Linked DNA regions of Mus musculus: all the other regions are linked to region 1. The links are chromatin loops, found by intact Hi-C in ENCODE. Cell type or tissue: heart. All regions are shown on one strand. Each heading gives the region's core, and the rest is flanking DNA. Links, peaks and the distances in the headings are about the cores only.

Region 1 (10,516 bases), core at 3,349-8,348:
TTTTGATTTATTTTTTATTTTAAATTGAGAGAGAGCATGCACGCCTGCACGCGCGTGCGCGCGCGTGCGAGAGAGAGAGAGAGAGAGAGAGAGAGAGAGAGAGAGAGTGTGTGTGTGTGTGTGTGTGCGCGCGAGCGCGCGCAGTTGTAAATGTATGTGCAGTTGAGTGCTGATACACACTGAGACTAGACACTGGAGTTAGAGGTGGCTGTGAGCTGCCCACCCAGGGCACTGGAAACTGGACTTGATCAGTACATGCTCATAGCTGCTGAGCCATCTCTCCAGCCCCTTACTATGTCTTCTTCATGCTTACCAGCCTTCAGTTAGCTTTCATGTTTTACTTTACTTCTGAGATAATCTCTCATTTAACTGACAACCACTTAGCAAAAACCAAGTTACTAGAGAATTTGCAAGGGTTCTACAACACATGGAGAAGAACTATAAGTTGAGACTCAGACACTGGTCTCACCTTTGAAGACAAATTTCTTAGCTGCTCGTCTTATGCCGCTTCTCTCACTCGGCAGTGTAGTGGGGTGATATTCCCCTGTGCGCTTATAGTATGCAATCTGTTTAAGATGAAGGTCACCATTTTTCCCACTACGGACCATCACGAACCTAGGGAAGATTATTTAAAGATGTTACTCTTAAATGACAAGCTAATTGTGTTGCTATTTCCGTTCAGGCCTCTGTCACATTTCTGCTTATGCATGGATTGAGCATTCCCAGAATATCATCTGTGAGGGAGATAACTGCGGAGCAGAACAGGGACAAGAGTGATGTCTACAAACTAAAGCATCTGAACGCTACTTTTAAGATCTAGCACGACAAATGATCTTGTCTCCTTCATGTGATATAAGAAACGCTAAAACAAACTAACAAACAGAAAACAACCCTGTAAAACTAGGAAAGGGAAGGAAGTGAGTGAGTATACTTCAAAAGTTAGCTTGGAATCTCTTGGCATCAAAAGAAATGTCATTTCTGGGTCAATTCTATTCCACTGATCTACCTGTCTGTCACTGTACCAGTACCATGCAGTTTTTATCACAATTGCTCTGTAGTACAGCTTGAGGTCATGGATGGTGATTCCACCAGAGGTTCTTTTATTGTTGAGAATAGTTTTTGCTATCCTAGGTTTTTGTTATTCCAGATGAATTTGCAAATTGCCCTTTCTAACTCAGTGAAGAATTGAGTTGGAATTTCGATGGGGATTGCATTGAATTTGTAGATTGCTTTTGGCAAGATAGCCAGTTTTTACTATATTAATCCTGCCAATCCATGAGCATGGGAGATCTTTCCATCTTCTGAGATATTCTTCGATTTCTTTCTTCAGAGACCTGAAGTTCTTATCATACAGATCTTTCACTTCCTTAGAGTCACACCAAGGTATTTTATATTATTTGTGACTATTGTAAAGGGTGTTGTTCCCCTAATTTCTTTCTCAGCCTGTTTATCCTTTGTACACTATCAATTTTGTATATTATCAACTTAACCATCCACACTGATTTCTGGTCCTTCTTTGCTGGCTGGCTGCTCTAGGAGACTGATGCTGCCAAGCCATATTTGTAGCATCAGGCAATGGCAAGGAGAATCGGAATGCAGAACAGGTCAGAGTATTTTCCTCTGTGCTAACTCCTGGCTCACATGCTCACGTGCTCTTTCTCACTCCATGCCAGGTGAAAATAGGAGCATCACTGCTCAATCCAAGAAAGTAGTCCCTGCTTCCTGCTGGAACCCTCATACCAATTTCAAAATTCTAAAAACAATGTGGGTCTTTACTGCTCATTAAAATACCTAAGGATTGTGATGACTAATCTAGGCTGTCAACTTGACGCACCAGGGAAGAGGAAGCCTCAACTGTGCAACTGTCTCCATCAAATAAGACACCACCACATAAGCCTCTGTAATGCTAAGATAGTCCTATCAGAACCTACACAGGTCAATTTAGCTATAAGGTATCATCATTAAACAATGAGTTTTAGTTTACAGGGTTTTGATGAAGCTCAGGCTTGCCCTGAGACTTGTCAATCTTCTTCCTTAGCCCTAAGTCCTAGAAATAGAGGCACGCACTACCATACTTTGAATGCTCTAGTTTCAAATGGAGCTATCAGCCATTTATAGTAGATGGCTATACCTCAAGCAAATGACAAATGTAGCTATCATGGTTTCTCAAGCATCTCTAAAAGGATGAACCATGACAAGGCATGTAGCCTAGGGGGTCAGTCAGTACTTGACTAGGATGTATAAAGCCCTGGCTTTAAATCCCAACTGCACACATGCATAGTATACCTATACACAGACAGAAAGACAGAGAGACTACCCCCAACACACACATACACGATTATCTGGCACATGCCAGAAACAAAATTGGAGATACCAGAGGCAGGCGGATTCTGAGTTCAAGGCCAGCCTGGTCTACAGAGTGAGTTCCAGGACAGCCAGGGCTACACAGAGAAACCCTGCCTCGAAAAACCAAAAAAAAAAAAAAAAAAAAAAAGGGGGGAGATACAATGATAACCAACAAAACGCATATCCTCCTGACCCTCGTGAAGTTTACTTTATAGTGGGGTTAGAGGCTATTTTGAAAGGTTAGCTCAAGCTGCTTCACTCATAGTAGTTAAAAACAGGATGGGACCCAAGTGCCTAATGACAAATAAATATAAAAAATATGGCTTATATACATAATGAAATATTATTCGGCCTTTTAAAAAGAGCTAATTCTAACACATGTAATAACATGGATATAAGCTGGGCGTGGTGGTGCACACCTTTAATCCCAGCACTTGGGAGGCAGAGGCAGTCGGATTTCTTAGTTCGAGGCCAGCCTGGTCTACAAAGTGAGTTCCAGGACAGCCAGAGCTATACAGAGAAACCCTGTCTCGAAAAACCAAAAAAAAAAAAAAAAAAGAACATGGATATAACTTGAGGATATTATGCTAAGTAATTTCTTTAAAAGGCAAAAGTTGTCAAATTCATATCAACAGAAAATAGAATGGTGGTTTCTAGGAACCGAGTGTATCTGGGTTAGATAAATTACCATCTAGTGTTGCCTGGCAGAGCCAGTAATAGCCTAGGGACATGACTTGGGAGCTTTTCCCTGAGGCCCTGTGGCAAGGAACAGTCCCTTCTCTAAAACCTGGAGTCTGCTTGGGACCAGGGCCTTGGGGGTAGCTGTAGCTTTAGGTCTGGAGAACCTAACCTTTGCCACTGAATGTTGCTATAGATAGGAGTGCCAAGGTCACTGCACACTCAGTCCTGGTGCTCTAGAGATACTCAGTGTTCCCTTTGCACACCATGACTTGATTAGCAACATTTCTGCTGTCTTTGTCTCACTATGTGACAGTGCCTTCCACTGACATGGTCCCACTTCTCCCTCAAACTTCTTTTTACAATGCTGTACTTCTTAATAAACTTGCTTGACATAAGCCATCAGCTTTGGCAAGATCCCTGATCCTGGTTTTACTTTCTTCTTTGTCTTCTCATCCTCTGGTCGTCCCACTTAAGACCCTGTCACTGAAGAACTCCCTATTGGATAAGTTCTTTATTACAATCTAAAATATTATATCGTTATTATGTTATTATGATATTACAATAGCGTAAAAAGCAGTAGGATTCTGTATGGAATTCATACTTATTTCCTGTTGGCCCCACCGTTCACTCACTCCTCTCTCCCTTTTCCTTTCACATTTTCGCCCTCTCTGTATTCTCTATTGCATGTTCATATCATATGTGTTCAATTGGTCTCCGTTACCTCCCTCAGAACTGGTCCCCCCGCCCCATCATGGACTCTCTTCTCCATTCCTGGCCCCTACACATAACCACCCCTAAATTAACACATTTATGTCTTAAGATTAGATCTAAGAAGAATACGTCAGAACACGGGAGAACATAGGTATCTTTTTCAGCCTGAGCTAACTTACTTAGGACAGTATTTTCCAGTGTCATTCCTTTTGGTTTGCTTTTGAAATGTTTATTAATGTCATTTCCCTCTAAGGCTGAGTACCAGTCCATAGCACATGTATTCTACAGACATTCTGTGATGGACATCTGGAGTGATCTCATTTCCTTGCTAATGTGAATACAAGAGCAGTAAGCAAAGGTATGTAAATGTCTCTGTGAAAATATTCACATACCCTGGGATATGCCCAGAAGCCGGAGAGTTGGGTCACGTGGAAGTTCTAGTTTTAGTTTGTGAGAGGCCCCGAGCTTACTCCCATGTAGTGCCGCACCCGTTCATACCCCACCAGAACTGAATAAGAGCTCCCTTCCTCCCACCTCTGCATGCTTTTGTCATTTTGTTATTTGACCTCTTAAGGATGGTGACCTTAATGGCCTAAGATGAAATTTCAAATTTGTCTTAATCTGCATTTACCTAGTGGATAAAGATGTTTAACAGTTTTAAAACATAGTTTCGATGACATGTATTTCTCTTTTGAGAATTTTTCACTCAGTCCTTTACCCACTTATAAAACTGGATTCTGTATTTTTTCCTTAGTATTTTGATTTCTCTGCACATTCCAGGCAGCAGTCTTCTACTAGTGGGAATGGTTTTTCCCTACTATGCAGGGTATCTTTTCACTCAAATGTTTCCTTTGCTGTACAGAAGCCTCTCAATTGTGAGAGCTGCCCACATTAGCTACCGTGTCACTGTTACTATAAAATGAGCAGGAAAGGCACCAAGGAGAATGGTTTATTCTGAGTCACAGTTGGACAGCCCTGTGTCCCATGATAGGGAGGCCGGTCAGCTCGGGTGAGGCAGCTGGGCATATGCATTCCGTTAAAAGCTGAGCACCAAAGTGTTGCAATTTCATCAGGATATTTGATTAGGTCTTTACAGCATGTTCCTCGTACAACGTTAAGAACAACAAATATTTTTACCAATACTTATTGCTTAACATCTATAATTTTGTCTTGCGTAACCAATGAAAACAATTAACTATTCTTTTTATTTTTAGCATGAAGCTACTATTAAAGCCAATGAAAGGTTACACAGTAAGTTTGTATTCTAACTTCAAAACACAAAAGTTGTAATGTTTTAATAAACACAGGATTGTGGGATTAGGGTTCCGACTTTTGAATTATTCTGCTTTAATCTCTGAAAACTGAACCCGTACAATTATATATTAACTGGGAGGAGGCAGGGATAAGCCTGAGGCGGCAATACTTCAGACCATACCCTGCCTCTTTTCCCTTTATTTCCATATGCATACAGATAAAGCCGCACAGGACAAATTCAGGTCCATTTTGAAAATTGAGATTTTTTTAAAAAGTGTATTTTCCCTTTAGAGCTTTAAGGTCCCCACCCCACCCCCCTTGAGCTCGTTCCTTTACACAGGTGTACGTTTTCACACTGAATGGTGACTACTATGCAGGACGAAACTCCTCCAGCTTCGGACAAGCGCCGCTGCACTCGAGTTTTGAAGGCAGTCCAGCATTCGCCGCCGCCGGCAAGGGAGAGCTCCGCAAGCTTTTTGACACCTCGTTAACGGACCCCTGAGGGCTAGGTCCCGCTAATCCTTGCCTAAGCAGGAAAAGGACCGTTGACAGCTCAATTATACCGAGTCGCCACCTCCCTGAGCCCAACAGTCCTCGCCTCTTTGCAGCCACCATCCGCGGCGCTGTGCAAGTTCAAGGCCCTCCCGCCCCAAACGGCGCCTGCGCGAAACCTCCGCTAGTCAAACCCGTCCTTAGAGCAGTCGAAGGGGACCGTTTTAAAGTTACTGGAAGGCTACGTCTCCGTTTTTAAAAAAAATGAAGAAAAAAATAAAGAAAAATAGGTATGACAGAACACACTAGAACGACCACTCACCGAAGTGGTCCTAAGTGCAAACGGCAGGTTTTTAACTCTCCTCTCGCGATTTATCTGGTGCTACCGGAAGCGGAACTGCCGGGGGTCGGAGTTCTGGTGGCGCTTGTGGAACAGGAAGGCTCAGGCGGGTCGTTGGTCCGCCGGAAACTGTTCCGGCCGGTGCAGTTTCCGTGGGAGCCCTGTGGAGGGCGGGCAGGGAAGAGGCGTGTCGGAGGCTCCTGAGGTGTGCCAGTGCCAGCGGTTCCGCGGTGGCCGGCGAGGGAAGCTTCAGGTCCACGCCTCCGAGAGCCGCCTCGGCACAAGCGTCCTTCCCTCGCCCCCGCAATTAAAGGGGGAGGAACCGAAACCTGGATGGGCTCAAGCATCTCCCGCAGATCGCTTGCTGCCCGCAGCCACGGCAGGTGAGGACCGGGAGAGGCGACATCTCCGGCAGCCCGAGGCTCGCCGCCGCCTCCAGGTGTTTGCTTTGTCTCTGCTCCACGGTGCGGATGCGGGACACGTGGTCTTGCAAGAGCCACGGACAGTCGCGGAGGGCAGCGTGCTTGTGGACGAGTGACAGAACATCCCCAGGGTCCCTTTCAGGCTTGATTTCTCCTCCGCTTCCCGAGTCGCTTCCTCTTTTCATTTCTAGAGTTTGAAAAGCCCGAAATTGCAGTCCCGCTAGTTAGGGAGCTACCCACGTTCGACTTGTATTTGGATCTCCGTTCACCGAGGGGTGCGCCGTTGTTTGGCTTCTTCTGTGGGGAGAGGTGTCTGTTTCATTCCCTATCCTTTGCTCTGCTTGTCTTTGCTTTCCACACCCACTTCCAAAGAACAAAAGCACTGTGTGTGTGTGCACAGCGGCGTTGCAAGGTAAGAGACGAGGTTGCAGGTCAATGCCGCACCCGCGCCTTATCGATTACACAGCGTTGCGTCCTCCCATGTAGATAGTGACCTTTGGATCTCATCCTGGAGGTTCTGGACAACTTCCTGAGAGTTACCATTCTTGAGGTTTGTGGTAATGGTCGTTTTGCTTTTTGCGTCCTGGAAGACACAGAAGTAGGAAGCATGGCTGACTTAAGCATTAGCCTATACCGGGGCAGGATTTTGTTTCACTATTACAGTTTTTTTTTTCTAACTGAAACCCGTGGTTTTTGAGCAATAATATAACGATAGCTGATATTAGTGTGTAACAGTACCACATGGTTTGCACATATATTGTCATTCATCCTTTCAAGAGGCTCGTGAAGGTTGTTAGGTTATTATATTTTTAAGCCGGAAAATGGAAAGTTAGTGAGGTAGTGGAACTTACCCTGGTTACATTTTGCCACAGGAAAACCTTTGAGTGTTTACTAGAAACTAGATCTGAATCCAGCATCTGTATTCTATTGTCCTGCCATTGCTCTTGTTATTCCAGTTTCTTCACTAACTATCAGAGGTTATGCATCCATAGTGTGCTTGTGTATATGTGTGTGACAAATGACAGTCGTGATCTTTCTGCAAATTCTGTATGTGCTGTAGAATTACATATTTCAGACTGTCGAATGTATTTTCTGCAGCATAGGCTATTTTTTGAAAAGGCAAGTGGAAAAACTGATGACTAGAAGGCTCATAATTGTACAATGCTTGCTATCTCAGTTTTTAGGTAATTATAAAGGTATTAAATTTAACAATTGATAGACTATTGAATCTAATACTAGGCATAAGAGTAGTTCATTTAGTTTTTCTGATAATTTGAAATGTTTGATAATTAGAAACAAAACCCTGAGCACTCACATCATTGTCAGGTGTGAAACAGATCATTGGGAAAGGTACGTATGGAGCACAAGGAGACAAAAAGGTTAAGAAATGTGTTTGGGGTTTGGTAGATGCATGAGAAGAGTCTGGGAAGCATTCTTTGAAGTCTTCCAGTTTATTTCAGGAATAGGAACTACCTCTAAAATGGCAATAAAATCCAAACCAAAAAGCTAACTCAGCAGAAAGGTAAATTCCAGGCAGAAATGCTGACTCAGCAGAAAGAGGTATACCTTTTGAAGAGGGAGAGGAATCAGTCATTTGCCAAAGTTGTATGGAACTTGGAACTGTCTTGGTTTATATAATCGAAAAACCTATTCTAGCTTGCCTTTCCTAGCAGGAAGAAACCAATATTTAACACTTTTTATGTAACTTCTTCCTAGTGCCTTGGAATTTAGCTATCATTTATAATAAAGTTTCCACTAGAAAATGCTTTGGGATCTCAGGAAAACCAGTTATGTGTTTGTATTCCGGTTGAACAGCAGTTGATGGAGCTCCAGTTTCCTTTTTAATTTTTTTATTTTTAGTGGAAATTTACTAATTCCGGGGCTGGACTTCTGGACTTTAGTGGAACCTATGGAAAGATAGCTTGGGGGACTTTTGTAAGGGAACTCTAGATACTATACAGGACTGATGGCTTATTCGGGGTGTTAATTTAAGGAAGAGGCAGCTCAAGCCAGAATGAGTAAACATATGAGAGAGAGGACTGTTTGTCCAGGGCAGTAGGTCGTCCGGTGTGGAGCAGCCAAGTAAAACTGGAGCCTTGAAAAAGGTCTCCACAAAGACCATCAGAAGAGGATCTGCACAGGCAGCCTTCGCTAGAAGGTTCATTCTAAACTGAGTTGCTTATGTTTGTTTTTTGCCAGTTAAAGTCAGAAAAATCTTATTTATAACCATAGTTAACCAGTTATAGAAACAGCTAATGTTTACAGAGTCCTTACTGCATGCTAGCTGTTCTGGCCGCCTGCGTTCTCATTTAATCTTCAAAACTGTATGTGATGTATAACCTCATTCTGTCTGCTGCCTAGAGCTGCTAAGGAATTTTGGGGTGGGGAGCAAGAGTTAAAGTTAAATTTTCAAGAGTGGAGCAGTTCTTACGGTGAGATTCCAAGCAATGTCAGCATCACCTTGGAATTTTAGGAAGGCAAAATATTGCACTCAACCCTAGACCTTACAGTTTAATAGCTCCAGTCCACCAAGTGGTTCTGAGAGATGTTAAGGTTTCCTAGTTGCTGTTTGCCATGTGAGGAAACTAGTAAACTAAAACACATTTCGATTTTTAACTAGTGTTAAGTCTCAAACCTAGCTGCCTGTCAGTTCATTAAAATATAAATTCTCTACTTAAGAATTTCTGATCAAAGCTTTTTGTGATAGGCCAGTAATATGTTTATTATTATGATGCAACCAGTTTATTTGAGGACCATTGCTACAAAAGCAATCTTAAAACTAAAGAAAGGTTCAATTCTGATATTTGAATAATCCATGAATACTTCAGACTAGGCATTTAATATCACTTTGGAGCTCGTGACTGAACATTGATCAAATTGTTGAGTATTGTGTGATGCTATGGCTATAGGCAGTGGAAGTTGTAGGATTTCAAGTGAAATAATCATTGAGAATGTTCTAGATCTCCTCAGATTCACCTTAAATTTCATTTTGTGAGAAACCATATACCACATGAGAGGGAAAATATACTCCATATTTTCTTAGAATTTATTGAACATTTACACTGTGATAAAGAACAATGAAGTTCTGTTTTACTGGTGGTGGTTGTTTTTATGTTTGTGTTGTCATTGTTGTTCCTTGTATTTGTGACCTTAGATTTAAACAGACCTGGCTTTGCACGTTTTTTTTATTAACTATTTGATAACTGATTGATTAACATAGTTTAGATTATTGGAAGACTTGAACCTCACCTGTTCAGTACTATTGAAATGATAGGCATTTATCTATGTACTTCAAGTATTTATAAATAATCCAAAGATGGTTGAGAGACCATTCATTTGCAAAGTAGTTATTGCTTCCTTTTTGTTTTTTTGTTTTTACATTAAGACATCTATCGAAAATGTATCAAAGGGAAAACTAAAGATAGTGTTGCTCATTATCTGAGTAGGACGTTAAAGCTATCTGAATGGCTCAGACAATTTGTTTGTGTGCCTAAACTGCATTCATTGTTGAGCGACATGTTAGGAAGCCCTGCATGTAAAAACTAAGTATTTAACATATAAAAACATAACTTCTCTTAAGCTTTATGGTTTGGAGAGTTATATAAAATCCATGCTGTTCTATAATAAGAGGACGGTAGATGACCAAGGTCAAATGAATGAAGAAATCTTGGAAGCTGGTAAATATTGTGGAGGAGTAGTTATTATTTGACATAAGCCAAGCATCGGTAGGATGGAGATTCTGCTTCTTCAGCTTTTATCCTTCTTCATTATAGGAGTGTACTGGCTGGGTTTGTGTGTCAACTTGACACAGCTGGAGTTATCACAGAGAAAGGAGCCTCCCTTGAGGAACTCCCTCCATGAGATCCAGCTGTAAGGCATTTTCTCAAGTAGTGATCAAGGATGGGAGGGCCCAGCCCATTGTGGGTGGTGTCATCCCTGGGCGATAGACTTGGGTTCTATAAGAAAGCAAGCTGAGCCGAGCGATGGTGGTGAAGGCCTTTAATCCCAGCACTTGGCACTTGAGAGGCAGAGGCAGGGGGATTTCTGAGTTTGAGGCCAGCCTGATCTACAGAGTGAGTTCCAGGACAGCCAGGGCTACACAGAGAAACCCTGTCTCAAAAAACCAAAAAAATTAAGTAAGAAAGAAAGAAAGAAAGAAAGAAAGCATGCAAGCAAGCTGAGCAAGCCAGTAAGAGGCCACCCCTCCATGGCCTCTTAAGGATTGCAATTAAGTGATTGGATGAATCTCAGAAGAGACTTTGAACTTTTG
Region 2 (10,516 bases), core at 3,258-8,257, 210 kb before region 1:
CCCGCTGCCATTTGGTAAGGATACTCAAGCGGCCATTAAAAGATCACAGAGTGGGGACATTTTACCTTCCCATATCTAGCACTGGTTGCTAGCCGCATAGTAGGAAGTACTTTTTAGTTTTTTAAGTTGGATTATTTATTTGTATATGTATATATGTATGTATGTGTGTGTGTGTGTGTGTGTGTGTGTGTGCACGCGCACATGCGCGTGCGTGCGCATATGCATGTAGAGAGCTGGATTACTCCATATGGGTCTTGAGACTTTTAAGTCTTAGGTCTCCAGGCTTAGCAGCAGGTCCTTTAGATGATATGGCATCTCATAAGCCCAGATGTACCCATTTTAAAATGGAAATCCCCCTAAAATATCTAGGCATGTATAGTCAGAAGGTCAATAACTTCATCTTTAATATTTTTAGAAAATAGATTTTTGTACTATAATTGCAACACTTCTCTGAGATTCTTAATTTTTTGGTTATGCAAAGTGAAAATAGTGTATTATAAAATGCTCTTAGCTTTAAAAAGAAACATGTCTCTTTAAAAGGAATACCTTCATATGCTTTTAAAGTTTTATTTTTTAAAAAATATTACCAGTCTGCTTTTGATATACATTCAGGTAGCTTCCAGTGCTACTAATAAAAGCATCTAGTTGTTTGTTATTGTGACCAGTGCTATTAAATACCATTGTTGACATGTTTGTGTTCATGGTTTAGATTTTGTTCAAGAAGAAATTCCCAGAAATCCATATGCTGTATGAATGTATATGCATCGTTTAGTCTGTTTAGTCGTGTCCTTCTAGCCTCAGACAATCTCCTGAAAAGTAAATGAAATTCATAATTTGCTAGCTATTTTTGTTTTCATTTTTTTTTCTTTCCCGACACAAGAAAGCACTTTCTGTAAAACCGGGAATTTATCTGTCTGATTATCACTGTCCTCAACATGAAGGCACTGAATATGTATTTGGAGCAGCAATAATTGCGAGCATTTAGTACACACTTAGCCCTGTCCTTAGGAGATTAATTCACTTATTCCTGGAATAGCTCTTATGAAGTAGGTGGTGTGATCATTTCTGTCAGTGAAGAAATTAACGCATAGGAAGGCCGTGTACTCACTCCAGCAGATAGAGCTAGACACCCACCGGACAGTTTTCCTTCAGCTACTCAGTTGCCACAGTCTTCCCCATCTCTCATGGAGTATACTAATCCATGAACAAATGGTCAAAGTGCTTCTCTGAGTCTTTAACCAATTGCAGATTTCAGGGTTTCCTTTTATCTTTGTTAAATAAAAGCAGTGAAAGTGACCCCAGGTAGTTTTATGGTCCTCTGCTGCAGCCCCAACTTACTCCCTAATGATCGTCTTCCAGAATTAAAACCCATAAACTGGAAACCGTCCTTGCCTGGTGAAATTATGGATGTATAAACAGTATATGTGCTTTATATTGCAGATAAAATAGGGTGCCCGGGCTGGCTGTCTCTAGGAAACAGTCTTTATTACTGCATCTCAAACACATCATGTCCTCTTTCCCACCTGGGCTCCTTGGCTTCTGCTGTCTGCTATACCAGGCACGCTCAGGCTGTGCCTTCTGTTGAAGTTGCCATCTAACATTTCTTCTTGTTCATACCATCTTGAAGACACTTCCCTTTCTCAGATGTCTGAGGTGCTTTTATGGTCTTTTCTGAGACTAGTGCTTCCATCAGTTGTGTGAAGTTCTTACCTCCGAAGTAACTTACCTTCTCCTTTTAGTGTTAGTCATATGAACAAACCCAAACACAGATCATAGTGTTTTGTGCATTATACAAAATTAAGTAGTTTTGAATGAATAAAAGCATTGTCATGGTAACATATAATGTGAATTTTAAACATCTTGAGAGAAAAAAACTGGAATCCTCTATATCCTACATTAATAAGGATAATAAAATAAAAATGAAGTGGTAGTGGTTAAACATATTTATTATAGTATTATAATGTGTATCGCATCTTTGAAAGATTTAAGAACCATAGTTCGCTTTCAGTTCTATAGTAAAAGGTATTGTATTTATGGTTACAAATACCACCTGGGCTTCTGCCCACAGCTTCTCTTCTCTTCTCTTTAAGTGGATGCTTTAGGGACATCAAAGGTAATAAAAGCAATCAAAGAGTTCAGTGGAATTTTATTTCCAAGGTTAGTACTAAAGGGTGTGCTCCAGTTACAGAATTTTAACAATAAGTTTGTTTTCGAGTATTTTGTTTAAGGCCAAGCCTCCTTGCAGCTCAAGCAAGGACTGTCCTTGAACCCTGTTCTGAATGGAACAGAATTCCTTTCCTAATATATACACTTTTCAAAAGAGAATTTCAGGGAATGTTCTCCATTGTCACTGGACAGGACTGTACTTGTTTGGGCACTAAGACACTGGTGTAGCCTTCAACATTAATGTCCCCATCCCCAGGAGGCCTTTTCCTTTACCCAGAATAAGGACATCTCAAGGTTTTTGTTGCTGATTTCAAACAGGGAGCCAAAGGCAAAAGTTCAAACAAACATTAACAGTCTTCTAAAAACACCATTGCTTATGCAGATCACCTGTGGTCCTTGGGTGCTGGCGAGCCTCAAGCATCCCTGAAGTAGTTGAACATTAAATTTTTGTTTATATATTTGGTGTGTGGTATTTAACTTAGATAGTGCTGGCCATGATGAATATCATTCAGTTTACAATTCATGTTTATTTATGTTCTTGGTTTTTACACACACACACACACACACACACGGCATAAGCTTCACTATACCATGAGTTATAGAGGGAAATTTGGAAGCTAACATATTATTGAGGAAAATGTTTAAATTATTGAACTATCATTCATTTTTTGTACTAGCAATTGACCTTAGAGCCCCTTCCTTGCTAAGCATAAACTGTACCATAAAGTAACTGTCCCCAGCTCCTGACTTTTGTTATTTACTGTTATTCATCAAATCAACTGATTTGATATTCTTTGGGCCATATTTATAAATATGGATTAAGCATTTAGAACTCTATTTTATAGAAGTTATTTTCACAATGTACCTGAAATATTTTAAATTAATGCCAACTATCATTTTCAGATTTAATTCCTAATCTGAAAAATGTTCAGCTCAACAGACAAGTCTATGTTTGATTATTTAGAGTTTAGCCTATTGAAGTCCTAGGATTTAGCTTAGTTGAGCTGTATGTGGAATGTCACATATTCTGTGTGGCTTCTGCAGACAACAGAGGGAAGTTTCCCCTAAGCCTGAAGGAGTTCACATTGAGTATATTGACAAAGATTAGCCCAGGGAAAAATCATACAAACTTAAACACTTGGGGAAGAGGGGAAAGCACAGTATAGTGGACAAAGATAGGATTGTGACTCTCCCACTAGCCAGAAATATTCATAAACACGCCACTTTTTTTCTGTAAGGGAGGTGGTGTTTGCAAAATATAGACTGCACATTTTTATTGGCTTTAATTAAGGCTCCAGAAAATCACCTCCCAGAAAAATCACCCCTTTGGTATTTGTGTGTGCCTGGGCTATGTTCTGGTCATGGGAACCTGTCCAGTAGGGGTGCATTTCTGTTTTCCATACTGAGATAGTAGGGTTTCAGGCTGAGCGTGGAAGACAGCTGTGTTCCCTTCTGCAGCTGAATATTCGTATTGGAGAAACACAATGCTTGTGTAGAGAGGAGGAAGAAACATAAGAGGACCCTGATTTAGCACCTTCTTTTAAAGGTTGTTAATTTCCTTTTCATAAAACTATTCAACTTAACAAATCTGCCATAGTTTTGAGGTATCCTTCCCTGAGCCCTCATCTCTCTTATTCATATTAATATGAAGTTCTTGACCATAGTCTTTCTAGATATACTTCATTTGGAGGATGGCTGAGACCCTTCCCACTCCTCTCCCACCTTTTTCTAATTCTCTTACTAGTTTCTAAACTTTATGTAGGATAGGATATCTTTGGGGATACATACCACAACAGGAAGAAATTATTGATTTGTATATTAGATGCCAGATTTTTAATGGGCCTTTGCAAGGCGCGTTTGTTAACTGTAGGGTTTTAATTTGTTTTAAAGTAATGCTGAGAACTTGGGCAATTGCTTATGTAGAGATGTCTGTGCAGGCAGAAGGTATCTCTCTCTACCCCTTCTCCTCTGTAGCCCCGCTGTGCTTGTACATGGGATGCCTTTGTTCTCATATTTTCTGCCCGATTATCGTGGTCTCTAAGTGCTTTGTCTTCGCCTCTCTGGTTTATTCCTTGTGCCTTAGTCAATGATTTGAGTGAATAACTTTGTTTACATTGAACGGAGATCTGGAGCATGGCTTTCTTTTTGATGAGATGAGAGAGTGATAAAGAAACCCGGAGAAGTGGACTAGATAGAAAAGGAAGGCAGGGTGAAGAACCAGGTAAAAATCGGAACAGTAAAATAAAAAAAAAAAAAAACAAAAAAACAAAAAAACAAAAAAACAAAAAACAAAAACAAACCCTGAGTGGGTGGAGGGGAGGAAGAGCAAGCTAAGGCAGGACAGGGGCTTTGCTCAGGGTCTGTGAAGTCACTGGGGCTTGTCGCTGGGGTGGAGAGAGATCAACAGACCAGCATTTTCCCCAGGCTTGGGCGCAAGCTTGTGAAACTCCTCGTGTATTAAGGAACCTCAGCTGGGATTTGCTGAGGACAAATGCTGTAATGTGTTAGTCATCCATTATCGGCTTCTATTTTTGCAGGTTCCGAATGATGACTGACGCGGGTCTGCGCGATAGCCCTCACAGCCCCTGGCGTTGTGAGCGATAAGGACCCTGCTCATCCAGCCCTGTGGCTGCACCGGCTCCCGGACGCTCTGGAGGGCGGGCGGCTCCCGCGGGCGGGCGGAGCGGACTCCAGCGCCGCTTCCCACGCGTCCGGAGCGGACGGAGCGGACCTGGCTGGCCGCGCATCGCCCTCGCCTGGGGCCATGAAGTAGCTGCGGCCGCCAGCCTTGCCCTCCCGCTGGCCCGGCCACTGCCCGCTGCCCCGGTCCTGCGCGGACATGGCCGGACGCGCCCGCAGCCGCCTGCTGCTGCTGCTGGGGCTGCTCGCCTTGCAGAGCAGCTGCCTGGCCTTCAGAAGCCCACTTTCTGTCTTTAAGAGGTGCGTGTTTGGCTTGTTTGTTTTCTTTAGACTGGAGGAAGGACGTTGGGGTGGGTTCTGTGCATGCTCCTTAGAAATGTAGTCACTTGAAGTAACCTGGTTCTTGGAAGAAAAAAAAAAACTCTACAAGGCTGATTTTTTTCTACCCAAAACGTCTTCCAATTTTAGCTCAGTAACTTCTCCTGAAGTGCCCCTTGCATTTAAAGCCCACTCAATCGTCCTATAGCCAAGCTGCTACCCTGGCTTTCGGAACTCCAATTAGAAGTTGTGATTTCCAGAACTAATCGCTCCCTCTTGGAGAAATATTTCAGAAACTGCAATATAGTTGTTTAGACTTGAATGCCTTCCTATATGTAACAGCTGGAGGAATAAAATATCAAGATAGATCGGTGGTGGGGAGAAGATCATTGGCTGTAATAGCTCACTAGGAAATATCGAGCTGTATACACGCACCTCGTAATTACCATATGAAATATTTATGTACTTGTACGTTTGTAATTCACATCGCAGTCTTTATTTCGCCCTCATATAATTAACTGTACCTAGCAAGGCTGTGCTTAGGGTTTTCTGTTGTTTATTTCCGATTAGTAATGTTGGACGCTCATAGTTGACAAAATGCCACGGGGTTACAGTTCACAGTCTTGCCACTAGAAAACTAGCACGGATGTGAGGATGATAACGTCTTCATTAAGTAGAAATAAATATGGAAGTATAAGCTTTTATTGGGTCGAACTTTATACCCTGCTTAGTTCTTTTGGCTTTATTTTGCTTACAAATTGGTTATAAGTTGTTCATAGACAATAACATGATTCTGGGAGTTAGGATTGTTACAGAGCCATTACATCTTATAGTTTTTATTAGATCTATATTATTAATCCTTAAACTTAAGGACATAGGCTTTATTTCTGTCCTCCCTATTATGTTCAAGGATGTTCAAATTATCTCCTTAAGGTTTAAAGAAACTACCAGATCATTTTCCAATGAATGCCTTGGTACCACCAGACCCATCACTCCTATTGATTCTTCGGATTTTACACTGGATATTCGCATGCCTGGGGTCACACCTAAAGAGGTGCGTGGAATTCTGTCCTTTTATTTTTCACCTGTTCTGCGCAATGTCTAGAATTAAAGGTAAAGCAAGGCATTTGCGTGTATAGCTGTGGTAACTTCTTTGCTTTCAGACTTTCCAGGTGAGGCTGGAGTCCTGTCAAATGGGTAAGACTTCAAGGGAAAATATTCAGTTAAATTAGGCTTATGAAAAGATTACCCACTTTGTTATTTGTGACTCAAACAGAAACTTTAAAAAAATCTATGTTTTGAGACTCTCTATGGAGAAATGTCCTCTGTAATACAGCGCCTAAATGTGCGTTACGATAAGGCAAAGTGTTCTAATGAAGGGAATAACGCTGAGCAGCTGCATCCACCAGATTACTGTGTCTTTAAAAGATGCTTCCAAAGCCGCCACCGTTAAGGTAGAAAATCTTGCTTAATACCAAGAACTTGAAAAATAAAACATTCCACGGTCTGGAAAGTTAAGGGAACTATTCGCACAGGTGGCAGAACGAATTTTCTAGAGCTCTCTTTTGAAGAGATAACAGCAGTGCTCACACAGACGTGTCGCAGAGCATGTGAAGTCGAACAAGGTTGCTAGGCACCCCATGTCTTAGCACACACAAGAAGCTAACAGTGCCACTGCCGTGTGTGTACAAGGTGTTTCATTAAGCATGAAAGGCCAGAATTAATTACGCTCTGCAGCCTGGCAGTGCGGGGATTTATGTATGTCATTAAAAGATAGCCCTGTGCTTTTTGAAGGGCTGTGGACGGTGGGAGGCCTGGATGTGGGAGAGCTGACAGATGACTCAGTCTTACAGATAATGCACGATTTGATTTCCTCTTTTTCCCCTGTACCACTGGGAAAATAAAAGTATTCTATTTGTTGAGGAAAAACGACTTTTGAAATGGACAACCAGAAGCTCTAGGAAATACATAGGCCTCTTACGTCAGGGTAATACCTGACAGTATTTGAAGACCTGAGTATGATTATCTGTAACTACTGTAGAGCTGTGAAGGACATGGCCCACACTGTCTCTGCATGACCACATCACCAGACAGATACCTCTTCTGTACATTTTATTTCTGTCCTGGCCCTGAGTTTTGTAATCACCTTGTTTAGTATTTAACAACGACACTAAAACCGGAGCACGAAGGCCATAGTCCCCAACCCAAGAAATTAGCTGTTTGTTTGTTCTCAGTTTTAAAATGTGGTTTTAAACTGTATTTATTTAAACTTAGCTGCTGCTTCTTTTTATACAAAATAATCACTAATTGGTCATCTGTCTTCCTTCCTCTCTTTCCTCCTTTCTCTTTCTTTTTCTCTTTCTCTCTCTTTCTTTCTTTCTCTCTTTCTTTTTCTTTCTCTCTCTCTCTTTCTCTTTCTTTCTTTCTTTCTCTCTCTTTCTTTCTTTCTTTTTTTCTTTCTTTCTTTGATTGTTTCCCTCTATATACTGTGAGCTACCCCAAACCTCCTGGTACTCTTCCTGTCTCGATCTCCTCGTTGCATGAGAGACAGGAATGAGTAAGAATGCCCAGCTTCTGTCTAAAACAGTCTAAAAGACAACTTGTCTTATATCACGTTTCCCACAAGAACATCATCGTTTTAATCAAATAGTCAATTAGAGCTATTTGAAAATATTCCTTTATTCTTATTATTGAGTAACAATAGTAGACAATTCTGTCTCAACCACTACTCTCAGAAAGAGTAACCAGAAGAGTTAATTTAAAAAAAAAAGTGTGGGAGAGCTTCGTTTTCATAAATTAAATCTTTATTCAATTTTAGAATCTTACGTGGAAAGAAAGCATGCAGGGCTTAAACTGCTGGCTGTTTGTCTTGCACTGCAGGCCCAGGACTTTGGCTCGTGTGGTGGCCATTTGTTGGTTGCCTTGCAGCTGAATCATTCTCCTCTTTGCTCTTTCTCTATAAGACCATGTGGTTCCCAGGAGTCAACTCAAGAGGGGGCATAAACCAACCAGGACTAGCAGATGGCTGGATCTGGCTTCCCTACCATGGTGATTGGTTGCAAAAAAGATATGTGTATTAGAGTAGTCCAATCAACTATTAGGACTTTTGCTAAGAATGTATCTTTCTCTTGTATAAGTGGCAAGCATGGAGCCCTGGTGTAACTAGCCTTATGGGAATGGTGTACCTAGAATAGTATAACAGAACACATTGTAGAGAGGCTGACCCAGTGGATGTTCCCGGTGATCTCAGTCTTGTTGGCACCATTGCTTATGTTAGCCTAGTTCATTCACGCTGGGTTGAGGTTGGTCTTGCTTGCAACTGCGACTTGCGATTGGATGGGGGGATTCAGGTGCTCTGAAACAGTTTTGACCTGGTTAGAATGTTTCAGTACATTCCCTCAGCACCCTTGACCTGCTTCCCCGCTGACCTACAGATGATGCACCTTGTAAGCATTCATGAAACATGACAGGCTGCCCATGACGGCCAGATAGAAAACCTCTCTCCTCCTCACCGTGGCACTCTTGATAAGGTGGTCGAAGAGGTGTGAGACTGTAGGTATGTTTGTGTGTGTGTGTGTGTGTGTGTGTGTGTGTGTGTGTGGAAGAAAGCAACCACTTTTGCCTCACAATGTGGCTAAACCTAGAGCTCACACAGACAAGGGTCAGCAGAAAGGAGATGGAAGAGGAAGATAGAATGAAGAATGTTAGGATGAAGAAAGTAAAGGGAGAGGGAGAGTGGGGGCTGAGTGAGACAGGTACAAGCCTTAAAAGGGAAATGAAATGATGGAGAATAGGAATAAATGGGGGAAATATAGAATACCTGGAATATGAAGAAGAGCACACTTTTTTTTTAATTAGGTATTTTCCTCATTTACATTTTCAATGCTATCTCAAAGGTAAGAGCACACTTTTTACATCAAGGAAGGGCAAGAAGAAAGGGAAATGTGAAGCTGGTAAGTACGTTGAGATTTCCTATTGGCTGTGGCTCAACAAGTGAAACAGAATTCATGCAAAGTCACAATGGAGAAGCAAGACGGTGGTGTCAATAGCCCAGAGAGGTCCAAGAAATACATCATTCAGTCTAGACGTTAGGAAGTACTGCTTCTGTTTTGGAAATAATGTGTGGGGCAGAGATAAGACTGACAGAACTCTCTTGCTTGAGAAATAAGACTGTAGGCTAGGATAGGAAGGTAAGCAGATTATAATAGAGGAGGAGGAGACATTAGGCATAATTCACATAGTAGGACATCCAACTGATTGCACAGATGGAGTATAATCCTAGATTATTATTTTGCTAAAACACACCCTGTTGCGTCAGGCCTCTGCATTGAGGTTCTTCCCAATATGAATGCCTGTTAAAAATTACTCCATTAAACCTGAACCAGTTTGTTTAGGAAAAGTAACAGGGACTCTATTACAATATCATTTTTAATTTTTATTTTATTTATAATAGTATGTGTATGAGAGAGGGAAAAGATGAGAGGGAGGAGGAAAATAAGAAAAGAGAGGAGAGGAGAGAAGGAGGAGAGGAAGAGACAGAAGGTGAGGTGAGGAAAGGAGAGGAGAGGAGAGGAGAGGAGAGGAGAGGAGAGGAGAGGAGAGGAGAGGAGAGGAGAGGAGAGGGAGAGCAGAGGAGGGGTGAATGTGTGTGGAAGTCAAAGGTCAACTTTCAGGAATTGATGTTTCTTTCCACTGTAGAATCTGGCAGTAAAACTCATCGTCAAGGTTGTAAGGCAAGCACCTTTCACCCGCTGTGCCACCTCACCAACCTCCAGTATACGGTTTCATTTGTTTGTCTCAGCCTTTAATGTACCTCATATAATCAAAACAAAACTCTTCAAGTAGATTCCCAGGAATTACATGTCCAGTAATTGCTTTGTGTCTGCCTGGTACTGTATTCAGTCCTCAATAACGAATAGCAAAACCAAGAAACAAAAAAACAAACAGGCAAACAAACAAAACTAGAGGACAAACTAAGGAGAGTGGAGAGCCTGAAAAATATCTTCCCTGGGATAGAGCAGCAATGGTCAGTCCTGAAAACAAAGGAACATTACACGGGGTAAGCGGATTGAATTTATATACTTAGGAACACACACACACACACACTCATACACTAAAATTAATGTACATTTTTAAGAGAAGGCTATAGAATTGTAATTTTCCTTTTTTAAAAATTGAATCTTTTGCCACAGTGATTGATCGGCAAACATCTGTGCAGTAGAAGACGAACTTGTGACTGTCAATTTTCTCAGTCAGATTCGGGTTCTTTACGATGTTCTGTTCCTCTTAAGCATTTTTTCAGAGAGAGAACATATTTTTGAGTGTTTGAGTGTTTACTGTAGACTACTATTATTGTATACTTTATAACCGTTGTCTCATTAAATAACATAAA
Region 3 (10,516 bases), core at 2,393-7,392, 110 kb after region 1:
CCTCCGGTAGTACTATGTCCAATTTAATTACAATATGGATAATATGTTGAAGCCTTAGTCCCTGCCCCCAACATACACTTTGGACTTATCCTCATGTGACAGTGAATAGAGGCATTGCCTTCAGGATATTTCTTCTTATGGTCTGTAGTTGCCCAAAGCCTGTATCCCAGAAACCAAAGAGTAGGTTGGCAGAGCAACTGGAAAGACAGAAAGAAGAAGAAGAAGGTCTTTCCTGAGAGGTTTCCCTGTAGCTGGAATGGAGGACATGAGAGCAGCAGTTCCGGGATGCTGCAGCCTGAGGCCCAGCTCTAAGGACACCTCAGGGTCCTAAAGATGAATTACTGAGGATGTGAAATGCTCAGCAAAATGGCCCCACATCTCAATATTGCTTTGGCTTTAAGTAGTGAAGAGAAGGAAAGAGCCAGGCACGGTGGCACACATCTTTAATCTCAGCAGTTGGGAGGCAGAGACAAAAGGGTCTCTGTAAGCTAGTTGGAAGGCAGCCTGTTCTACATAACGAGCTCCAGGCCAGCCAGGACTAAATAAAGAGACCCTGTCTCAAACAACAACAACAACAACAACAACAACAACAACAACAACAACAACAACAACAAACTAAACAAAGAAATGAAGAGTGGAAAGGACCTGAAAGGAAGGGATCATATATTTAAGGCAGGGCCATCCCATTTATGGACATGCACACTGTGATACATGGCTGTAAGTGGCAGTTCTGGAAAGGACCAGGGAAATGAGTGATTGATAAGGGATGCCTGTGAGCATCGGGGCAGGAGGAGAGCAGATTCTGTGGTACACTTCCCTTTCTCCTTGCCACAGATGCCTCCTCTGCAGTTATCTTCTGCTGCCGTGGAGCCTGCTTCCACAAGACTGGTTTTGCCCCCTGATCCCAGGAGCCTCCACCTTCATTTTCCAGGTAGGGACTGTGGAGTGGTATCTCAGCCCCTTCACTGTGGGAGACCTCTACTTGGCATCTGAGATCTCTGCTGCATTCAGTTAAGGTGTTGGTAGACATAGCCATGGCCTGTACTTTTTTATGGCACCCTGCTGGAAACAAGGTTTTTGGTTTTCTGTTTTTTTAAAAAAGTCGATGTGTTATTTCTTGCATACCTACCATTGTAGTTTCAGGTGTGATCTTTTTTTTTTTTTTAAGTTCACTTATCCTGTTCTTTCAATCTGGCTGTTTGCTAAGTGGTAATCCATCAATGAATAATTCTTCCCAGACAAGTGACATTTGAGAAGTGATTTTATTTTTTTGGGGGGGTGGGGGGGGAGGAAGGATATTTCAAGGCCAAGATATAACCACAGAGGTGACATTTGAGATAGAGCACCTGAGCTCTAGGTTCTGAAAGGCCTTGTGGATTAGAAGTTCAAGTTAACATTTGGGGCCACTCTTTTTCAAGCATGTTTGTCTGTCCTCTCTCTTGCTCTCTCTCCCCCTTTTTTCCTTTTCTTTCTCTCTCTCTTTTCTTTCTTTCTTTCTTTCTTTCTTTCTTTCTTTCTTTCTTTCTTTCTTTCTTTCTTTCTTCTTTCTTCTTTCCTCTCTCTCTCTCTCTCTCTCTCTCTCTCTCTCTCTCTCTCTCTCCTCCCTCCCTCCCTCCCTCCCTCCCTCCCTCCCTCCCTCCCTCCCTCCCTTCCTTCCTTCCTTCCTTCCTGGATTAACTTTTTCTTAATGGAACATCCAGAAAGCTCGCAAAGTGTTTCCATCTTGCTTTCTTCTTTCATAGGCACACAGCTACCATCCTGAGCGGCCCCACATATTCTAAATATGATAGTCTCTAGACATAACCATCATGAACCACATATAAAACCATGCTGGCCTAGTGAATTAGTTTAGGTATTCATTGTGACACTGGAGAACTAACCTAACTTTTGATTGGATGAAGAGTCTCAGAGGTGGGAACCTAGAGTGGGAGACAGCTGGAGACAAGGCTAGCTTTCAGCCTAATGAACGGAGAGACTAGTCGGAACTTTATTGCTTCTGGCCAAAGAACATTGCTAAAATTTCAGAACAAAGGCCAAGTTACAAGGTGTTCTCTTAAAAAAATTATGAGTTCAGACAAAATGAAACTAAGCTTCTTGAAATAATTTGTAATGTTTCCGAGGTAGTTTTATAAGAACGAACATCAGAATACACTGCTGTGATAAATGTTCAAATCTGAAAATACTTGGAGCATCTTCTACTAAGGTACCCATGGTGGTGGGGCGGGGAGGGGGGGGCACAAAACAACTGAACAAATAAATATAAAACAAAATTTAATCACTTGAGCATTCAATACCTGTACAGTGTACTAGGGTCTATCTATATTTGATAAGTTACATGAATATCATGTTGGGGAAGAGTAACTGAGAACATTCATGAATCTGGCCTCTTCCTTCCTTTTTCTGATACTTACATCAGAGCATATGAGAAGCAATTGAGTAAGTGTCCTTCAGTTGCAGAGAAACCAGAAGCCACATCTTGGAGCCAGAGTGTATTTATTAACCTTGGTAATTTGGGGGACATATATAGACTCTGGAACATGAACTATTTGCTTTAAGTTTGTATTAGTCTAGATGAAATGTATGACTTTATGTTCAGATAAAGCACCGTTTAAAAGGCCACACAATGCAGGAACCTGAATTTAAATTTATAAATACACAAACAGCTCAGCTATATGAAAGGTCTGTGACTTCAAGGATGTAACTCATGTTTTCTGTCTTAAAAATGTGGACTAGCACAGTTGAGAGCTGCAAACTTGGGAATGTGCGTCAAAAGGGTTGGCACCTAGAGCTAAATAAATATCAGCAAATATTTGTAATGCTGCATTGACCACTTCGGCAGGGGAGTGGCATATGGACTGAGAAAAGAAAATCTTGTTGGGATGGCACCTCATCCCTGTAATCCCAGCGCTCTGGAGACTAAGGCAGAACGGTTCTCCGGAGCTTAAGTCCGGCCTTGGGTACAGAGTGAGACCTTGTAAAGACAGAACAGGAAGGAAGCTAGAAAGGAAAAGAGAAGAGAAACAAGTGACTCAGAATTTAGTCTTCACCCCGCCCCCATATTTAGTTGTTGACATTTATTATTATTATTATTTATTATTATAGTATAATTTTAACTTCATGGGCTTCTGCTCTTCTCAACTTCTGATCAGCAGAAACTCAAAAATCACAGCCATCCCCACAGAGTTTAGCACACCGCTCTGTGGGAGCGGCCCGCATTGTCAGGCCTGTGAGCTGCGGCTCCCCGGAGGGTGCGGCGGACTTTGGTCCGGGAGCAGTGTGGCATCACGCCGCCGCCTCCCGTCCCCGCAACAGCCTCCGGTTCTGCGCTCTCACGCCGCCGGCCCAGCCGCCCGCCCAGCCGAGCGTGCGAGCCTGGCGCAGGAGGCGGGCTCTGCGCTTCCCGGCCTCGCCTCCGCAGCCCGCGGGAGGAGGCGGGAAGGCGGGCGGAGGCGGGGGAGGAGGCGGGACTACGGCGGGCCGTAGCTGGCGCCGAGCGCGGTGGGAGAGCAGCGGGTACCCGGCTGGCTCCGCTGGCGGCCTCTGCCCACACCTCGGCGCCGCAGCCCCGCGCCTCGCCCGCCCTTGGCTTCGGGGTCTGCGGCTGCCGGCCATAGAGGAACCGGCGGAACCCTGGACGACCGGTACGTTGGACGGGGAGCGCCACTCCTCCTGCAACCTTTTGTGCTGCAGAGGTGGTGGCGGGGATGGGTGGGGTACGCGCGTGAGTGTGGGTGCCCCAGTCAGCGAGCCACTGTGCCAGCCCCAGGCACGGCGCCGCCCCTTCCTCCTCGCCTCGTGTCCCGGCCGGGCGCGCGGTGTGTGCGCAGCGCAGGGAAGCCCCGGGCCGCGCCGGCCTCCGCGATGGCTGATGGCTCGGTGACACCGGGGCTGCGAGCGGCGCTGGTCCCTGAGCCTTGGTGCGAATGGCTGGCGTGGTGGTGGGGGGACTGGAGCCTGGGGTGGGGCCCGAGCGGGGTGCGAGAGCCCGCAGCTTCCTGGCACAGGGGTGGGGCCGGCGACGCGGGAGTGTGCGGCGCGGGTGAGTGTGCGGGGGCGTGCGCCCCGTGCGCGCGCGGCGAGCGAGCGAGCGAGCGGACGGACCGGCGGGCGGGCGGGCGTGCGCTCGCCGCCGACATGCGGTGCGGGGACTCTGCGACCCGGAGCGACGCTCCCGCGGTGCCAAGGTGCGGAAGTCTGAGCGCGTCGGCGCGCGCCAGCTAGGCGGCTCGCCCTACCCGCAGCGCCAGGCGGCAGGCCCGGCGGAGGCCCATTGAGAAGTAACGCTCGCCCGGCTTGCCGCGCCTCTGGCCCCAACGGTGTACAAGCCGCGGCTGCGGGCTACAGATAGCGGCGGGAGACAGCCCCTGGCGACCTTATCTCGGCCACCAGTGCGCGCTGCACCCCGCGGGCGAGGCCGAGGCCGGTGCGGCGGCTGGTGACGGACAGACGGACCGGCGGTGGCGGAGGAGCGCCTGTGGACTGGGGAATCGCGGCCGGGCGCTGGCCAGAAACTAAGGCGGCAGATGTCTCGGGCACCGCCACCCTCGCCCCACCTGTCGCTGGTGGACTTTGGGGCGGGTGGGAAGCCTAGGAAAGGGCGCCTGGCAGCGGCCGGCGCTCAGACCTTGAGAAGCGGCCCATTGTGAAGCTGCCAAAGTCGCTCTAGTGGTGGAATCTGCAAATCTCGGCCAGGAAGGAACCCAGTTCGCGAAGGGAAGGACAGCCGCGTGCTTTCCCCCTGGCAAGTGTCTGGCTCGCTAGAGACTCCCGGGCTCTCTGCCCACGCCGCTTTGCTTAGAGTGGGCTGAGGATTTCTTCAGAACCAGGGTTTTGTTTTTGTTTTGTGTTCTCTCTCTCTCTCTCTCTCTCTCTCTCTCTCTCTCTCTCTCTCTCTCTCTCTCTCTGTGTGTGTGTGTGTGTGTGTGTGTGTGTGTGTAAGTGGGGCTGGAAACACTGGGAGACACTGGCGCTGAACTTTTTCATCCTTCCAAGAGGAGTAATTATGGACACAGCAACACTGTACCCTATTAGAGGCTCCTAGCTGAAAGAGCAGAAGTCGCACAAGATCTCCGAGGTTTCTAAACTTTACTTTATGTTGTTTTTCCTCGAAATGCCACTATATAATTTCAGGTGCCGGGGTCTTTTACTGTAGTGCAACAAGCTAGACACTAAGGATTGGAAACGACTCTTTCACAAAATTTATTTTCCCAATTAGTTCCATATGTGGTTATTCTCCCAGAAGCTTTGGGCTACAGTGTATGCGTGGGTTATTTTAATGATTTGGGTGTTTTTATTATGAGACCTTGGATTAAAAACAAAACGGACAGGATGACATGTTAGCGTTCATGAGCACCGAGACTACTCAACTTTGGTAAGACTTGGTGCATAAAATGTGTTTTGATGTTTAGTTGTAGATAGAACTGTTAGCACCAAGTCTCCCAGGTGTGAGGGATCACTGACAGTACTAACAGCCGATTAGCTTCCATCTATGTATTACCATAGTTTCGAAGAGAAACTTAACACTTTGTCTTAAAAAGTAATGGGTGTGATGAGGACATTAGTTTCTAAACACCGTTTAAGTTTTTGTTTCCTGATTTGAGGCCTCAGTTATTTTCCCAGTGGATACTCAGTTTTTAGCTTTCCTTCCGGAAGGTGAATCACCACCAAAGATACCCGTGTCTTCGTGGTTAGGTTTCCAGAAGAGGCAGGTTTCTTATAAAGACTGCGAGTAGACTTTGTGGTTTCAGCTGTTGTCAGACATGTTTGGAGTGAAGCTGAATGTGATATAGTAACGTGGGCTTGATTTTAATTAGCAGAGATGGAAACCAAGTGAATGCTGGGCTCTTTAAGGGTCCTGCTATTAAGGGAACTGATACTAGAAAGAGGAACACACACACTTGTGTCTTTCTGAACCAATTATGGGTTGCCTTACCATGCTGGGAAGGTTGGCGGTTTGTTGGTAAGGTCAAAGGAGGTTTTTAAAAAGTCACACTACACGTGATAACTGCTTTTCCAAGCCCTTAGTGATTTGGTTTTTTTACAAGCCGCAGAAAGGTAAGAAGGTTGCAAGTGGTCACCATGGTGAGAGCGCATGGGTTCAGCAAAGCATTTTGTTTTCCATTCGGTGTTCTAATCTGTCTGGCCGCTGAACCGTTTTAGTTCTGTTCAGTGTTTTTCTACTTGAGGAATGCGTTAGTCCCTCATTTATTTATTTTAGAATAGCCTTTGAGAGCAGAAAATATTTTGATTACAAAACATTTTCACCAGTTGAAATGGAATTTCCCTTGCCTGTGGCCCCTGCCCCCTATATATGCTTATATAGCCACTTATATAGTGATAAAATTTGGTATTTTTCTATTTTTAAATTAGTGGATCTGGGGTGATGCCTGAAATACACAGATTTAGGTATTTAAGAGGAAAGAGTTTGTTTAGAACTGAAAATTTCCATGTGAGGCGTTCTTTGTTTTGTGGGAAAACAGAAAACTGGTGTCATATGGTGTTCCAGTTTGCTGTTCCACGTTGGAGGATTTCATCTGACATGGTGGTAGGCCTTTAAACCTGCCCCCCTGCTTTTCCACACTGAGAGAGAGTGTTGAATAGCTGGATACACCATGGAGCCAATGGCTTGGTGGATGTGCCTCCCAAAGTACAGAAGTAGGAAGATTTATTTTCTGTTCCAAACCTCACATCTCTTTGCTGTTTTATACATTGGGATAAGGTAACAACATGTTTGTCATCCAAAGATACTTGAGCATTCAAGAGGCTCCACAGATAATTATGCCAGGGAATACATGAATGAGATACTATTTTAGAAGGAGTTTATTAACTGTAATGCTATATATCACTTACCAGTTTATGCTTTAAACTTTTCTACTTGTAGAGTCTCCTTGCAGTCTCTGTTAGATGTCTTCCCTTCCTTACCTGTGGCTTGCCTGTCCAGACACAGTTAGCTGCCCTTGGCAGTGTTTAAGTTTCCTGTCCACATTATTTACAGAGTAATGCCATGGAGCTGTTTGTTTCAGCTCTCTGTTTTGGAAACATTGTATCTTAAAGCTTTAGTTCCATTCACCTTAGTATGTTTTCCTACGTAATTTTTTTTCTTTCTGTCCAAAGAATTGGACATCGGTCTTTCCCATTCACTGTCTTAAGTCTTCAAATGCTAGGATAAAACAATATTGTTAGGGAGTTCCAGATTTTAAAGTTAGATAGCTTTATTTGAAAGTTGTGTTTTGGGATGACTTTATTACAGCTTTTAATTTTTATTTTAGGAGATGGTAGGGAAAGCTTTCCTATAACTTTGCAGTAGATTGCTGTCCGGGCAGTGTTTTAGGAGGTGTACAGCTACACTGTTTCTTGGCTCTGCTGTCTCCTGTCTGCTGTCTTCCTTCTGTCTCCTTTTTCACTATGTGATGACCTGGGTCTTCCTGGTGCCTGTGGCTGGATGGTGCTCAGTTACACACAAGCAGCAATGTCAGGAGTGAGAAGGAGGACCAGGAGGATGCCCCTGCACTTGGCTGTGGGATCTGCTCTATTTTTGACTCCACAGTGTAAACCAGGGATAAATCAGTCACTACACTTTTGCTCATTATGAAACCATGGAGTGTTGACTCCTTCATCAACTCCGTGCTGTGTGGTAATTGCTGTAAGGCTCCTCTGCTTTTAAATTTAGACTGAGGATTTAACCAGGTCTGTGTCTTTCTATTGATGGAAAAAAAAAATAGTGCATCTAAAAGCATGGAAAGAAGATGCCACCAAATCCCTGGTACAAATTATGAGAAAGAAATGAAATTTAAGACTTTCAGGGTTGTTTTTATTCAGAAGTAAGGCATTCACATTTTTCTATTGTTTGTTTTTGGTTTGCAGTCTAAGTTTCTAAGAGTGTGGATTAAATTTGTCTCACTTTATGACTGAAAACCTGGCATCCAGTTGGAAAACAGCCAGTAGCCTGCAAATATTGTTGGAGATATTTCCTGCCATTCTGTTTGTCTTAAGGTTACTGTTGCTGTGATGAAACACCGTGACCAGAGCAAGGTGGGGAGGAAAGGGTTGATTTGGCTTACACTTCCACATCTTAGTCAATCATTGAAAGAGGTCAGGACAGGAACTCAAGCAGGGCTGGAACCTGGAGGCAGGAAATGATGCGGAGGCCATGGAGGGATGCTGCTTATGGCCTTCCTGTTCATGGATTGTTCAGCCTGCTTTTTAAGGTAGATTTCAGAACCATCAGACAGTAAATAAGAAAATGCCCTATGGGCTTTTCTATAGCACTTGTGTTATTTACACTTTAAAATATTTATCTGTTTGTCTGGGGTGTGTGGGTGTATGTGGTGTGTTTATGCATGTGTATGAGTGTGTTATGTGGTATTCATGTGTGTGTATATGTGTCTGTGGTGTGCCTGTGTATTATGGTGTGTGTGTGTATATGTGTGTGTGTGTTCTGGAGTTTGAACACAGGTCTTCTCCATACTTGTGCTTTGTTAACATTTTAAAAGTTTGCAATCACCTTGCAACTAGTAATAAAAACTGCCCCTCCAGTCATTTCACAAACAAGGCAATAAAACCTTTTATATGAAATAACCCCCTGAAACACTAGAGTAGGATTCCACTCATAGAAATTAGTGGATGCATGTTTTTGCTAGCGTTATTATCCTGCCAAAGGTTGCACTTCTATACAAGTTTGAGGCTAGGAGAGTGGGCCGTGGAGCCTGGCTGGCAGGTGTGCAGGTTCCTTCACTGTTCTCAAGTGGTGGTAGTTTAACTGAATACTTCAAAGTGAGGTTAATAATATTTTCTTCAAGGAGTAAAGATATCACTTAAATTATGTCCTTTGGCATGTAAAAGATGCTGAAAAATTGTTTCTTTTTCCTTCAATTCCCTACTACAAATGTGAATTTCCTAACAATGTTCTATAAAATTCTTGGGGGCGGGGGTAATTATATGAAGTGAATACTTGCATCCCTAGGGAACAGATTTTGTTTCACTGTGCTTCAGTTTCTCTCAAGACCACAAGCCTCATTGGTGAGGGAGGCCCAAGCCTTAATTATGTGGATTGCTTGTTTGCTAAATTTAAACATAGTTGGCTGTAAAAATAAATTAAATAAAACATGTCTGTTGTCAGCATTGGGAGAAGTGCCCGTGGGTGATAGCACCAGGGTTCATGATGGGCCAGTGTACTGAGTGCTTCTAGTTACCAAGCAAAATAGCTTGGATTCAGTCACTTATCTTTGGCTGAAAGTCCTCTGTGCTGGGAGGAGAGTAACCAGCCAGCAACTCGTGGCTTTTTCTTTTGCTGTTGGTCTTTAGTCTTAGAACATGTTTAAAGGATACTTATATGTTTCCAGGCTCCACACTCCTGTGCAGATAAAATGAATGCTCTCCACTCTTATGAGCACAGCCCCCACCTCCCCCCTTAGGTTGAGTACAACATTGAGAATTTAGCAGCCAATGTCTTTGGGGAGAGTGGTGTGTGTGTGTGTCTTAACAAATTAATCCAGTTACCTGGGGATGCAGGAGATAAAGATAGATTCTTTAATTCCCATGGTAAGAGGAGATGACGTGGAGGGGATGCTAGAGACATGAGTAGTTTGGCTTTTCTGTAATTTTAAGTGTTTTCTGAGTTGGGATGATGCTTCAGTGGATGTAACGCCTCTCCTGCAGGAATGACTATGACCGGAGTTTGTTCCTAGTGTCTACCTGAAAGCTAGACAGGGCAGTACACTTTTAAAACCCCAGAGCTTCCTGACAGAGATAGGAGGATCCCAGCGACTCCTTGGCCAGTAGCTGGGCTAAATTTGACGATCAGTCAGTTGAGTTGGGGTCCCTAAAGTTGAGAATTAAGGGTATGGCTCAGAGGCAGCGGCAGAGGTCTCACTAGGATGTTCAAGGTACTGTCTTCATTCTTTAGTACCAAGATAAAGGAAGAAGAAGACATGGCCTGTTGTTGACCTCTGGTTTCCACATGTATGTATGCTTGAATGAACATGTATACACACACACACATACACACACACACTCTCACACTCATACTTAGGCAACACACACTCATTCTCTCTCTCAAATACACACACACACACACACACACGCACACACACAAAACACAAATCTTTCAAGAGCTTTACAGTCCTTTGCCACAAGCAATCTACTTAATGATTTTTATTGCTGCTATTTTGGAGTTCATACGAGTAGACACCAAAATTAATTTCATAATAATAAGATCACACATCTGTACAGGACTTGACTGCACCATGCAAAACCCATTCATCTACCTGAGTTCCCTGGATCTGAATAACTTGTGTTAGGGAAGGGACAGTGGCGTGAATGCCCTCATTTTAGAGATTGTTGTTTATGTAAGGTTAGAAAGGAAAGTTCTTAGCATGGCCATAGCCAAGGCCAGTTCTTTTTGTGCTTGTCTCAGCATTTCTCCTCCCCCACCCCCATACAATCTTCTAAACACATCCATAAGAGTACAATGATAAAAGCATCTGTTAAGCCTTCACTATTTCTTGTGTTTTTATTT

The links. Hi-C counts contacts between places; a loop is a spot of excess contacts. Peaks named below come from ENCODE experiments on the same cell type or tissue, not always from the same donor. Only the 100,000 strongest peaks of a DNase experiment are listed, where the experiment ranks them.
Region 2: it touches region 1 in a loop (2.4-fold over the local background); 3 of 42 quality-filtered maps call a loop at or near these places.
Region 3: it touches region 1 in a loop (3-fold over the local background); 11 of 42 quality-filtered maps call a loop at or near these places.

Annotation. Positions count from the first base shown.
Region 1 is chr1:97,765,546-97,776,061 of GRCm38, reverse strand. It overlaps Ppip5k2 (diphosphoinositol pentakisphosphate kinase 2), which reads left to right and starts at 5,970. Exons shown (of 28, transcript NM_173760.5): 1 at 5,970-6,207. It overlaps Gin1 (gypsy retrotransposon integrase 1), which reads right to left and starts at 5,890. Exons shown (of 8, transcript NM_026250.3): 1 at 5,807-5,890; 2 at 470-615. The coding sequence starts at 608. In heart, for the core only: a CTCF peak has its summit at 5,637; DNase peaks (open chromatin) are centred at 4,711, 5,651 and 5,961; H3K4me3 peaks cover 3,243 bases; H3K27ac peaks cover 2,133 bases.
Region 2 is chr1:97,971,447-97,981,962 of GRCm38, reverse strand. Pam (peptidylglycine alpha-amidating monooxygenase) reads left to right here. Exons shown (of 26, transcript NM_001357127.1): 2 at 4,704-5,106; 3 at 6,058-6,178. The coding sequence starts at 5,006. Among named protein-coding and RNA genes, the nearest start is that of Gm31771, 66 kb to the right of the region's middle. In heart, for the core only: CTCF peaks have their summits at 3,530, 4,691, 4,901 and 5,746; a DNase peak (open chromatin) is centred at 4,772; H3K4me3 peaks cover 3,561 bases; H3K27ac peaks cover 3,871 bases.
Region 3 is chr1:97,654,956-97,665,471 of GRCm38, reverse strand. Macir (macrophage immunometabolism regulator) reads left to right here and starts at 3,454. Exons shown (of 3, transcript NM_133825.3): 1 at 3,454-3,641. In heart, for the core only: CTCF peaks have their summits at 4,445 and 4,646; DNase peaks (open chromatin) are centred at 3,441, 3,721, 4,631 and 5,921; H3K4me3 peaks cover 2,538 bases; H3K27ac peaks cover 1,742 bases.